2 separate regions of the Homo sapiens genome follow, and region 2 is linked to region 1. A link is a contact called in ENCODE Hi-C or POLR2A ChIA-PET data. All regions are on one chromosome and are shown on one strand. Each heading gives the region's core, a stretch centred on a gene start or an enhancer-like site at or near the end of the contact. The rest is flanking DNA. Distances are from core to core; before and after follow the strand shown. Region 1 holds the start of MIR31HG (MIR31 host gene). Region 2 has its middle 210 kb from the start of DMRTA1.

The links. A loop is a pair of places that touch in the nucleus more often than their neighbours do. ChIA-PET counts read pairs that join two places held with the same protein, here RNA polymerase II (POLR2A). Pooled maps may share reads with other maps.
Region 2: a map of MCF 10A shows a loop between it and region 1 (16-fold over the local background). The contact joins the enhancer-like site here to the promoter of MIR31HG in region 1. A Hi-C loop is called at or near these places in 1 of 168 maps with a recorded cell type or tissue (MCF 10A) and 1 of 50 pooled maps. POLR2A ChIA-PET finds 5 or more read pairs at or near these places in 3 of 52 experiments (MCF 10A, PC-3 and T-cell).

What each region holds. Positions count from the first base shown.
Region 1 is chr9:21,555,544-21,562,609 of GRCh38, reverse strand. MIR31HG (MIR31 host gene) reads left to right here and starts at 2,812. Exons shown (of 3, transcript NR_152879.1): 1 at 2,812-3,121. RefSeq lists an enhancer at 3,251-4,037.
Region 2 is chr9:22,237,181-22,244,207 of GRCh38, reverse strand. No RefSeq gene overlaps it. Among named protein-coding and RNA genes, the nearest start is that of DMRTA1, 210 kb to the left of the region's middle. Within about 2 kb of position 5,312, at least 6 of the 41 ENCODE cell types and tissues checked have a DNase peak (open chromatin) inside an H3K27ac peak, as active enhancers do; they include PC-3, where a contact is called at or near this core.

The DNA.
Region 1 (7,066 bases), core at 1,563-4,062:
GTTAATAATTTATTTTATAATTATTATAAATATTTATTTTGGAAAAAGATTGTTTTGGCATTTCTGTTCCCATTTGTCCTGTACTTCATGTGTGTGGGTGCATTTTATATTTATATTTATATATATATATATACACACACACACATACATATGTATACACACACATACACATATGTATCTTAAATACATATATTTAAACTTTAAATAAAATAAAGATTGTATTCTACTCTCTTCTGAAAGTCCTTGATTACCAGTGGATGTATAAAGACGTGATAACTAATACAGAACAAGTTTTATGGTACAGAAATTATTAATCACTAAAATAATACATTAAGCTTTGTAAGTAATATATTTAGAAATAATTTAAATGCCAGTAGAAACTTTGACTTATTTATTCATTTTAGGGTACAACTAGAAAATGAGTAGTGGTTCATCTTTTACTTGCAGGTAAAGGTTGAGGAGGAAATTCTCACATTCAAGATGATGCTGTCATTATAATGAAGTAAGATGGAACAAAAAGTTGTATGTGAAGTACCCTGGGCAAGCCCCTTTGATAGTTTTAGCTACAGATGCCTGTGTGTTTGCAATGTGGGCCTCTTATGGCTGTATTCTATTAGCTCTGGGTTTACTGTGATATTATGTATATTTGTCTTGGGCCAAACAGCTTGCTTGCCTCAGTTGAAGTCTAAAAGATACTATGGGCTTAAGACACTTTTTGTTTATTTGCTATTTGAGGTGAATTATTCCTTCTTTGCTTCTTTGCTATTCATAATATTATGATATATAATTTTGGCTATGCAATTGTGTAATCTTTTCTATAATATTATTTTGGGCTTCTGTATAAAAGCTTAAAAATATGTTCCACGAATGAGATGCTTATGCTTGTTTATTCAATATTTTTTTCTGTTGGACTTTGGACAAAGTCTTGCCTAGTGGGATTCACATATAAGGAAAGCTTTTTTTTCTTGTTACTCACAGAATTACGATGTTTAAAATAGCTATTTGAGTTCAATGATACTATACTTTCCATAATAAATTTAGAGTACTTTTTTCACTTCAAAGAATGCTTTTGAGTTTTCCATGAATAGGTTTCACTAACTACATTTTTAAAAAGACCTTAGCTCTGAGGTTTATCCTCTTTTACATCTTAAGGTACATTTTTCATGATTTCTAAAATATTTGCTTTTTAAAAATACTAGGACTGTTAATTTTAAAAATTCATTTTTCAAAATTTTCAGAAATTTTAATATTAAGAATCTGTTTAATTTTTTTTATTTCTTGGTCAAGGCAGTCATATGGTTTGAGATTTCTCAGTTCTTTAAAATGGGAGTTCATAAATTCAACCTGTTCTAAGCTAACTGTAGTGATTCCTAGCTGTCGTTTACTTAACACTATTAACCATTAAACACTACTGACATCTCAACTCAAAACATACACTTAGGTATAGGAAATAGTATACAAACATTTTATTTAACCATATCGTATGCAGAAAATTTAAAATTTGAATCTTTCTTATAGTCCTTGGACTCAAATCTTCATGCAAATACAATTTATATAATCAATTATATTTGACTTGTGTTTTTTAAAGTGGCTAAGGAAATGAGTACCAACTTATTAGGGAATATTTGATGAATATTTTTCGTTTTGGTTGAACAAATGACTACGTAGAGTTATATTTACTTCAAAATCAATAAAATACCACTATTAACCTTGCTCTGACGCTCCCACCCCCACCCTTCAACTCGTAGAATATTTTTTGGTGGTAACTAGACTGACCTTTGCCAAAATGTAATTACATTCAGAGAGAAATACAATTTTCCCCTTCAAATCCAGGTGAAAGGCTACCATGCTGGGCTTGCGGAGGGCATAGTTGAGTAGGACAGCCAGAACTTCTGGCTAGGTCATCGGGTCGGATTACCCTGCCATGTACCCCTCAGTATTTACTTCCAGAGATGGGCAACTTACTATAGTCTTCATGTTTAAGGAATTCAAACCCAAATGAAAAGTGTTGTGAAAGCATAAATATCTCTGCTTGTATACTACAGTACTGAATATGAAACCACATATTGCAATAAAAATAACTAACGATGGCCCATGCATTTCACAAGGCGCTCTCATACACCTGAAGGGGCAGTGGAAAGGTTCAGAGCACCCAGGCTGTCCCAAAGAGGGCGGAATCAAATCTGGGCGCAGGTGGGTACCCGGAAAAAATTCTTGGTGGAGATGGCATCTGAGAGAGGCGTCGAAGGACACGGAGGGTTGAGGATAGGAGAGAGGCCACTCCAGATGGAAAAACACCCTCGTTTTCCAAATGCCAGTTATACCACGGGGCCTGTGATAGCCGCCACGTTTCTAGAAGACCCCTAGAAGAGCAGGGGTCCGACCAAGGAAGTACTTCCGCTGTTCAATTTGCTAAGTTTGCATTCGGAGAGTACAAGGGCGAGCTCTGGCTCTTGCAGGTGGACTCCCTCTCCCTTAGCTCTGACTGCGAGAAGCTCCCACCCGCAAAGGGCTACTGTGCCAAAAGCGAGCGTAGTGGCCGCCGCTTCCCCCACAAAATTCCGTCACTCGGGAGCTGCGTTGCAGTGGAGAAACCTGGGTCCCGTCCGGGCCCAAGGGAGGAGGCTCAGCACGGCCGCTCCCGCAGCCCCGTCCAGGCGCCTCTTCCCTCCCCCTCCTTTCCGCGGCGGTCGCGGCGGCGGCTGGAGCGGGAGCCGGGGGCGGCGAGGGGCGGAGCCGGGGCGGAGCCACGGCGCTGGCGGCCCCGGCGGCGGCGGCAGGTGTGGATGGGGCGAAGGTGCGGGAACGTCCACTCCCGCGCGCCCCTCTCGGGGACCAGGGCGGCCTCCCAGGAGGAGCTTGGTGAGCAGCTGCGACCTGTGCATAACTTGGGGCGCCGCCAGGGGCTCGCAGGTTCCACGTCCGGCGCCTGGAGAAGGAAGACGCGCGTCCCCGGCCGCGGCGCCGAAGCCGGCTGGGGGACCGCCTGGTCCCGGGCCAGAGCTGGGAGGCGGTGTTCCGTGAGCCGCCTGGTCTGGGGTGCGGGGGGCGGGAAGCGGCCCCTTCGTGTGCGCTTGGGCGAGGCCGGGCGGCGCTTCTGTCCTCCTACTCGGACCCGCAGGTAAGCTGGGAGAGCCTTGGTCCCGCTGCGCGCTGAGCTGGCTAGGGAGGCGCCCCTCAAGGAGTTGAGGAGGCTTCGGGGCCTGGGCACACGGCAGTGGGCACACGGCAGTCGACACCCGGGTCCGAGGACCGCCGGCGCCCGTTGGCGCCCAAACGAGGATGCGCCGCGGGGTCCGGCGCATCCCGGAGCGCCGGCCGCCCTTGGCTCTTCGCGGAACCGCCGCCTCCTCTTGTCCAAATCTCAGGTCGTCATCCTGGCCCGAAGTCACAGGTTCGCTCTCTGTCCCTAAACCTCGAGGAAGGAGTTGTGTGTGTCCATGAGCGTGTTGGCGGAGAGCGCTTTCATACAGCGATGTTTGAGTTGAGCTCATTTTACCACCTAAAATTACTGTCACTTTAAAACTTAACTAAGCTTTCCCTTCTTAGAAGAGAAATTAGGCTTGTGGTTTACACCCATGGCTAGTAGGATTAAAGTTTGTTTTTGCCCTGTACAGCTGAGAAAATGTTTTGTAAAATCCTGAATTTTCCAACAGTACTTCTAAAAGAGCCTCCGATTCTCCAGCGAGACAATGGCAGTCATTAAAAAAAACACAGCGGAAATGTTCACTTAGAGCGGCTTCACTAGGAGAGAAGTTAAGGAAACCTTAGGCAAAAGTGACCCCTTAATTGACACCTTACAGGACCGTTTTTTTGACCTTGTATTAGTGGTAATAGGACTAAGAATGACAGCTCAAGAACTATACCTGGTTTGGAACTGAGGCTGTGGCCAGACGCCCCTCACTTTCCGGGGACCTCTAGTTTCTGGAATCGGGCCTTTGAACTTCCTTATTGAAATCCTGGCAGCTTTGAAGTGAAATTAGGAAAATGATCCTATTTATTCGCTGGAGTTTATTAACTCTGCATTAAAGTGTTTATCTCCTGGGCCAAAATTGAAACAATATTGTATTTTGCATTTTGTTTTAAATAAATTTTTACCAATTCAGGTAAAAATTGGATTTGAAAATGACAGTTAAGTCTAGGTTTATTTGTTGTCGAGTTTTGTATGAGGGGGCTGACTTTTAAGTTGTTTTTTAAAGTCCAATCCTGGTTATTTTTCATTGTCTTCAGAGGTTAATCTTTAGGTGAGAACTTTATCTTGATTTTAAGGCAAAAAAAGTAAAAAAGGCAGTGATTTAAGTCACCCAAAGAACTATAGTTCCTCCTTTCTCTTTTTTTCCTTAACTTGAGACAGAGCTTCCTGAAAATTGGGCAGCTGCTTTAATCTTATCATATAAAAAATGTTTCAAGTTGAATTTGGGGCCCTAAAATGGAAAATTTTGATTTGTGTTTGTTTTAATAGAATCATTAGACCTTATGGAATTATCAGCTTGGAGTGTTTATTTTCTATTTATACCATATTACTACTTTGTTGTACATGTTAATATTGCTTAGATGATAGGTAAATGTTTAGAGAAACCAGACTTTAATAAAGTACAGAATTATTCATTGGATGAAATTTTATAATTTTTCAGTCTTATAAATTCTGAAAAGTGTATAACAGAGACAAAGTGTTTAACCTATAATGTGGATTGTTGGCCCTTTTTGGAATTTTAAACGAGAAGGGAGGTATGAAATGCTTTATTCTATATTTAAGCATCTTTTTAGAAGTGGAAATAAATTGGAGGATCACTTTTATGTACAGTGTAATGGCTAGATAGCTATTCTAGAAACTACAACAAATGCTTGAGGAAGTAAAATTAGAAGGTAGTATAAAATTGTGTATTATATTTTTACAATTTCAAGGAGATTGCATACTTATAAATTTCATATCCTCAAGTGAAGAGTGTTGAACTGAATAAAATAGAATTTTTCTACATACCATGTTTTTCTCAGATTAAAAAAAATAGTCATCTTGGTTTGCCTAAAAAACTAAGCTGTAGTTAAATTTGGTTGGTACGTATTTGGGATAATTAAAAATACTTTAATTCATGTACTTTAACAGTTCTTTTCTTCAGTAACAGGTTTTTATAAGAAATGTTTTACTTGAAACATTGACATTTAATGACAGATGTCATTATATTTTTCATATAATTGCCACAGTTTTTCTTCATTGTGTGTATCTAGGTAGCTTTGGCATATAAACATCGGGGGGGCTCTAAACAAATTTTAACTGTAAAAAAGCAAGAGATGCAATCCCAGATTATTAACATTTGAGGAATGAAATCCAGCTTTAAGATAAAATGGCTTTTTGAAGACACTTTAAAATACATATAATGATAGGATTCTTAGAGAGTAATGTTTTTGGTAGTTCTTTTAATCATAAAATGAATTAACAAAAGAATTGATGCTTAAGTTTGAACAGCTTCTTGGTTTCACAACTATTTCCTTAGAAATAATCTCCCAAGTGATTCAGAAATTTTTATGGAAGTGAGGAAAAAAAACAGCAACTTTTGTTGGATCTAGGGTAGGTCAATCTTAACTAAGAAACAGCGAAATTTGATCTTTGTGTTATAAACTGTAGTTTCACTGAGGACTTCTTAACTATGTCATCTTTTTAAATACAATTAAGTGTTTAGAAAGTAAGTCAGTTATTTTATTTGTACAATATAAGTGCTTGCTGTATTTATGGATATTGAGGCTTTTTTATCCACATCTTATGTGAGAAGGCAGTCCAGGAAATTATTAAAATAATTTTGGTAAGAGTCTAGATGAAGGGGAAAAATCGATTGTATATATGTGTGCTGGTTTGCAGTATGGAGGGGAGTAAAAAGAGTCTGAGAACAAAACTTACTTTCGGACTTCCTAGAAGTTTCTGCTTTATTATGTAATTGAATTTTTTTGTCAGGATGTAGTTATTGGTTGTACTAAAATACAGCAGACAACAGAAAAAATAAATCTCATTTGAAAATCCTTAATCATGGCTTTATCGAATACACAGCTTACTCTATTTTGTCTAAATACCAGCTTCCAAGCTGTCAGCATTAATTTAGAAGCCAATTTCTAAATTAAATGTGTTATTAAGTAATTTCCATTTAAGAGCAATGTCCAAATAGCACTGATTCTTTAAGTAAAATAATAATTATATTAATAAAAATTATACTTTTGGGCAAATGGCAGGGGAAAAATGCCATTTTTATTGGCCTTGGAAACATTTATGCTAAGCAGTTTGTGGCCCAGTTTCCATTTCTGTGATTGTGCTGCCTCTGACAAAGGATCGACTACTGAGCGGTGAAAGATTGTATAGGGAAAATTAATAAAACCTGCTACGTGGGTTGATCATAGTTCTGCCTGATAAGCCTGAGTCCATATGAATCTGAGCCAGTTAAGAAGTTCTGAGTCTTAATTCCCCACAGCTCTTTCACATTGATTCCTGTGAGTTAGCAGTAGTGAAGGAGTCCCCTTCTCTGCCATTTGCAAAGCCAACTTCATGATCCGCAGCAAATCAAACCCACGAAATGTTTTGGTCTTGTCCAATTCAGCTTTACTTCCTTGCCAGGGGCATAACAGTTGAAGTTAAAAGACTTAGACCCAAATGGGAAAATTAGTGCCATTTGTGTATAGGCAGTAGCCTTGTTCATACTACTTTCAACCTAATTAGAAAGAAATAAAGTATGATTTGATTGTAAGTCCGCCAGGGTAGGTAGCATATAGGGGAGTGTGGCTCAAGAATCTAAGTTTTTCACTTATTTTGAATTATTAAGAGTTTGCGTTATAGTTCTCTTTTTTGTTTTACTTCTATAGAGTGCTTCTACAATTTGGAAGAGGGGAAAAGTACAATAAAATGGCAAATATTAAAGTGACCAAGAAGGCATAGCATTGGTTACAGAAAAGTTCTTTCACTTCTCCTTAGGTAATTCTGTGTTGGATTTTCTTCTTTGTATTTTAAATCTAGGTTCTTTGCTTAGAGGTAATTTTGATTCTGAGGAGGGTAGCAGGAAAGGAAAATGAACTGCATCTAAAAACC
Region 2 (7,027 bases), core at 4,063-6,562, 680 kb before region 1:
AACTGGGATAATAATAGTATCTCTCACATTTGGTAGTTGTAAGGATAAACGAAATTAATACACAGAATGCACTTAGAACAGTGCCTGGCACATTGTGAGCTCAACATCACCGGTTGCATCTATTTTCGCTGGAGTTTAAATGCTGTGGACTGAAATGGGAGGCAGTCACCAAAGATGCATAAATTCTCAATTTGTGGACAAATGGGAACTGACACCCTTCTCTCTCCATATACATGTTCTATAGTGGAGCAAGCTCACTAATGCTTACAACCAGAAGTTTATTTACGGTGGGGAAGTCTAGAGAACCAGCTGCCTCAGAGGTAATCACTTTCATCTTTCAGCCCTAGTATGAGAAAAATTTCTGCCAGAACTTCTCTGTATACCTTAAAGTGACCAAGGACTCAGTGGTTACTTGAGGCCAAGAGTCTCAGAGTGGAGAACTCTATGGTTCTCGCAGCCTCCTCTTTGCCAGGACAGAGGGTGATTGACAGGGCAGACACAGAAGTATGACAAAAGACCACAGTTCCAGAGGAATTATCTCTTGTATCTGCCAGAGTTTACTTTCTGATGTTTCTTGCATCTTCTGATACAGTCTTGTATTCCTTCTACCAGGAAACAAAGAAAGAACCAAAAGAAGGGGAGAAAAAGAAGAGAAAAAGGAAGAAGAGAAAGAAGAGGAGGACAGAAGCTAATATATATTGAGTGCTTATGTCCTAAGCATTTTATATGTATCAATCTCCTTTAATTAACACAACAACCCTATGAGAGAGGCCTATTATTATTTACATCTTACAAATGAGAAAACTGAAATTGAGGCCCAGGGAGATTAAACAACTTACCCAAAGTCACACAGCTGGTAAGTGCAGCAGTGTATTTCTAATACTTTTTAACTACTACACTTACTGTTTTTCATGAACCTTCCATCCTCAAAGGCCCTCAGAATGATGGACCACCCAGTCAGGCTTGCCTTCCTCATTATCCTTCCCATCTGCCGCCCAGACCTCCAGCCTAAATAGCCGTTCTTTCAAACTGGCTAAATTCAGCTAGGTAATAAAAACTATACATGCACATGTATGTATGTGTGTTTGCGTTTGAGCAAATTGGCATTAAAATAAAGAAGAGTTCTAATGCAGCCAAACCACACTCATATGTACATGCACGCACACACACACACACACACCTACCTTGACACCTAATTCTCCCAGAAATATTTGACTTTTAAAAAATTGTTAGTTCAAATTGTTCCTGTGTAAAATTTCTCTAAATTTCTCATAAAGTCTCAATTTCCCTTGAGAACACCTTACTTCATTTCTGCAGCCTTATCTTCACTACCCATAGACATCCATAATTGGTTTTTCTATAAGGACTGAAGAAGGCAGACTAAGTGAGAGTAAAGTCTCAGATTTTGAAAAAATAGAATGGGTCAAAACTCAAGAGAATGATTATTTTTACACTAAGAATTTAGTGTTTGACCCTAAGAATCTCTGGATATTGCTTTTTTCAATAGACATGTATGTTTATATTGTAAGAGCATTTCAGATCCCACCAAAGGTGGGCTATAAAAATAACAAAGAAACATGGAAATAAATAATAAGGATTATGTGAAAACATAACAAGATTTACAAAAGTTATTATAATGTAATCAGCTCAAAATCTCCTTTTTGCAATATGTGAGGATACTTTCTTACATCAACCAAACACACATCAAGATATCTTTGTTTTGTGGATACTACTACACACAATAGAAGAAATACTAGACAGGCAATGACTACAGGGGCTTTCAAAACTAGTTTCTCATTCTAAATCTAATTAGATTCATCTAGTGCACCACCTGCATTTTCTCATTTCTCACTTCTGTTGAGACAGCCCAAGTCACTATTTTGATTTAAAATTTACAAAAGAAACATTCTCTGAAGATACCTGGCAAATGGGCTCACTGATACTTCTATACCTAGAGTTTCTTAAATAGAAATGCAATCTGCAGATGCCCACCAACTTGAGTTAGAGATATATTTATAGCCCCATTTTCTTAGAGACAAGAGGAGAGTGTAGGGGTTTTCCCTTAGAGTTACACAAAAGTTTTGAAAGCATGTACTATACAAGACATTATAGTAGACAATGAAATATAAGACTGAATAAAACATAATCTCTAAACTTAAGGACCTTCATGTCTACTTGAGGAAATAAAACATATTAATTTTATTAAACATGTATTGTGTTAAGGCAATGATACTGAGTGCTAATAAAATGTGGGCTACTTTGAGAAGCATGGTCTGGTGGGGAGAAATAAATTGACAGTTTAGCATGGTAAGTGTTACAACAGAGTCATACACAGAGTAATATAAGTGTGCAATGAAGATGAGGATGAGGAAGTGGGAGAGACTTAGGCAACCAGTGGGTTGCCTAAGCTAAACCTTAAAGGATAAGTGAGAATTAGAGGTTTGCAGAGTAAAGCAGTTAGGAATTAACTAGATTGTTTTTTTAATGGAGAAAGACAATCCAGAAAGCAGAAGAGGTCCAAAAATGGGAGCTGAATGACATAGCCAAATATCTGAAAGACAGGTTTTGATAAAGGCTACTAAAATGGTATTACAAAGAACTATAAGAGTTCAGAAATAAGAGAAATTACTTCTGACTGGAAGGATCTGGGAAAGGTTAACCAAACAATTCACCAGTTAAATTGAAAAGAATCAAGCTAAATGAACAGCAATTCCAATTTTGAAAAAGCAATATTAATCACATATACAAAACCAATTTTAAAACCATGCTATAATGATTATCAAATAGGTAGTCCTGGAAATTTCAATTACCTGGGAGTTTTACAATTGCCAAGACATTGTGCCAGCCTAATACGGTAAAAGAAGGAGAAATTCAAATCCTCATGAAGCTTGATTAATACTCTGGTGCTTACGAATACCACATTTTAGCACTCCTTAATACCTTCCTTAATAGTTCACTAGTAGGTAAGGCTTAGTCACATGTCAAGAATAAGGTCTATGGAACTGCACATTATTCACTGACAAGAATCTAGAGAACAGACTTCAACTTTTTAGTCGTTCTCAGCCCACAAACTGAGGGCTTGAAAAAATCTTTTCATTGTGCAAAGATATCTGTTGTGAGGGAATTTGTACCAATGGGATTTGAACTATTATAAGTTTGCACAAAAGATATGTTAAAAACCTACACTGAATTGCCTGTTTAAGAAGAAAAATAATTTTTTGAATGGAGAAAAATGAAGATTATTTTAAGAAATCTTTCTTATAAATCAAGATTTGCTGAATTGAAACCGTCAGTAACCAAAAATAATCTGAGGCAAGGGGATTCCCCAGAGGGCTACTAAGCAAAACAAAAGTTTTGTCAAGGGAAATGTGGAGTGTGTTAAAGTGTAGAAATGAGTCATAGGGCCATTGACTTTTTTATTAGAAGGGTTGAGTTTCAGCCATTTGATACTGAATGCCCTGCATGAACCAGGCACCTTGCTAGACATTGGAAATAATGCAGATATGTCCCTATTCTCATTGAGTATACATTTCTAGTGAGGACACAGACAATAAATGAACAAATAAAATCACAAACACATGTTTAGAAATTATAATAGGAAGGAGGAGTATAAGGAGAGAGAATAAAGGAAGAGACCAAATTTAGATTAGGGTCAGAAATAATCTCTCTGATAAAGCAATATTTATGCTGATGCCAAAGGATGAATAGGAAGGAATTAGCCAGATGAAGAATAAAACATGGAGTCCAAAAAGAAGAAAACTTATGTCTAGTGTCAAAAGGTAGCAAAGAGCTCAGTGAGTTCAAAAAGAGTTTTTTAAATGAATGGGTAGGAATATAATGAGCAAGGCAACAGTGACCTAAGATAAATCTAAAGAAGTGAGTAGACTAGAGTGGCTCTTTGAGACTGAATTAAAATGTTTGAACTTTGTTACATGCAGTGAGGATCTTAGAAATCACCTTGTCTAAATTTACATTAAATGAAAAATATAGATATCAACAGCTCCCATGTCAACAAGCTGAACATGTCACTTCTTGAACCCATGATTATCAGGGAATTTACTGCTAAAATAGCCAGTTTTGATGCTGCTTATCATAACTATCAGAAACTCTGCCTAACAAGTTATTTTGTGTGATTTACCTTGATCTTATAGAACAGGTTTGTATGAAAGATCCAGGGCAAGTCAGTAGATCAGAATTACAAAGCTGTGAGATGTGGTTTGCTCCAAAGACTCAGATGAAGATGGATCAGAGTGGCATTTGCAGGGCTCTGGGTGAGGCAGTGAACACTTTTGCCCAGAAGACCACTACAGCAAGGGCCATGTCGAAGGCATGGGGTGAAGTGAGGGGAGTAGACAAGGGGTTTTAAAAATTTTTTAGTGTCTTCCAGATACTAGACACTATGTGAGTTGTCTTCAGGTTTCATATCATCATCACAACCACCTTATGAACTAAGTATAATCACCTTCATTTACAAATGAGGAAAGGAAAACTCAGATTATTAGGCCCTCGTCTCTGAGGACAGAACTGAAGTCTTTCACCACCAGCATTTGAAAAAGACCTGCCCTCTTTCCACCGATGAAGATGCTACCCAATAAAATTCAAGCCCAAACAGAATAAAGAGGTCAAAAGTTCCCTTTCACGTAAACCTTTGTCTTATCTTAGTATGACCCTCAAAATATCCACCCAAAGCAGGCTATCAATATCTGTTAATTAGTTGATGAAATGACATGATTGTGGCCATTCTGTAGTCTTTAAAAGGAGATCTATTTGTGTCAATAAACAACGAGCTCATTAAAAACTACCCATAAAACAATTAGGCCAAGGGAATTTTGTCTGATAACAGTGAAAGAAGGAAGTGAGGATTTAGCTGCAGATTCTGGAATGAGCCTGTTTATCCTCCAGGACCACAGCAGTTTTGTCTTCAGGCTTAAGATAAATCACTGTAAGTGTGAAGGTGTTCAGAAAAATAGGTTCTGCCATTGCTACTATGTCCTGAAGTTTCTTCCAGTTTGCCTTTGAAGAACACAGCCACTAAACCGCCGCTAGATGTCCTCAAAGTAAAAAAAAAAAAAAAAAAAAAATTATGGCAGAAAAGTACTTCGGCACTTTTAGGAACTACATTGACTTATTTGTCTAGATTATTTGACTCCTGAGCTCTAAGTGAGATAGAGGGATTTGGTAGTTAAACACGAACATCCGACCTCTGTAAATGAAATAGAGTTCTGTAAAGGAAAGGGCATTTTAGTAACTTCTCATTTTCATTTTAATTAGGATTTGTATTACTCTCCTTCAGGAAAGCAGGCCAAAGAGACTGAAGGAGCAATGGAAACATTATCCTCACCAACACTGACCAGTCACCTGAAGAGCACTGTGAGTGAATAACCCGTGGGGCCAGCTACTTAGCAATTTCAAATGCACAAAACCTGTGCTCTGGCCTATCTTTTAACATCAAAACAGCTGAAAAAAAAATTGAATAGTTGGATTGCGATTTCCTGAAATAGAAGCTGCAATACCTTTGGTTTTTTAGTTATGATATTAGCTAGTGAAAAAGCACAACTTAGCAAAGTATGTTCCCCAGTTAGTCTTTTAAATAAACTCAGACTTCCGTAGTCCCCATTGGTCTCTACAGGCTCAGAGGCCCATTTCCTCCTCGCCCCTTACCTTCCTTTTAGTCTCTTTTTCTTTTCCAGTCCTTTTCCCATCTTTGGTTCTTCTGTCTCTCCTCTTCATTTATTCCACTCTTTTAACAGTATCTTAGTTCACCATTTTTATACACAAAAAATCAACTTCTTGATAACAATTTTTAACATATTCAACTGAAATAATAAGCACTTGCCATGGTTTTCAAGAGTCAGGAAAAGGAAACAAAAAGAGGGGGGAAAAGAAGAATAAAGAAAGAAGAGGAATGAGAAAAAGAGAAAAAGATTAGAAAACAAGTTGTTCTATCTGTACTTGTTCGAAACTTGAGAAGAAAAATTAAGTTACAGAGAGATGGGGGTTGTGGGGGTAAGAGCTGTAGAAAGCTGTTTTCCTTCATTTTCTCTGCCTCCTGGAGCACTGGCCTCCTATATCATGTGTTAGGAATTTCTAATCTTACCACAGCCAGATGACTCATGCCCACTGACTGAGTCTTTAGACTTCTACAAAACACCTGAAAAGATAAATTTTAATTGAGAAAACAACCTCTCACTCCAGGGTATGCTTTCAAGATAGGTAGGGGGATTTTCAGCATTTATTTCCATTTTGTTCACTGAAGACTCATAGGGCTTAATCTTAATTTCAGACATAGTTGTGTCTGACAGCCAGAGACTATTTTCAGATCAAGGGATAAACTGGCATGGACTAAGACTTGCTTCTGCCTAGGAATAAAGACTGAAATGAGTCAAAGTTGTCCTGATTTGGGACACAAAGCATGAGGTTAATGTGGGGGGATACCTTGTCTCCTTGCGGGAGCTAGCTCATCAAACTACCCCTCCCCTCACTCACTTCACTAACTGATGTGGTTAACTATCACATCAAAGGGCAACTATCACATCAAAGGGCAACTCCAGGTTGCCCTTTGGGGATGTGTTGTTTATCTCCCTCAAGACCAAAGTGACTTTCTAACCAAACTCTCTGAGTGCAAGTCACTAAAAAAAAAGAAATGTGGGGTCCACAACATCTAATTCAAAGTGTGTTAACTAAACCCATAGTAATAATCATATAACAGCGTGCCTCTTCGTTTTTGTGTAAAAAACAAATAGCGAAAAAGAATCAAGGAAGTATTTTCTGAATGTATACATGGAAGCCTGGACATAGAAGTAAACCATACATACAAACAAGTAACCACCTATCCAACTTTCCCTTCCAAGGTAAAAACTAACATTAAGGGAGCACTTAGAATATCACTGAACCTGTGCTAAGAGGATCTATAAGCATTAGTTCTAAAACTCTAAACAGCTGTAAAAGGTGTAGACAATTATTTATATCTACGATCAGAAAAACTAATGCTTAGAGAAGTTTGAACTTTCTTTGAAGTGAATAGCGA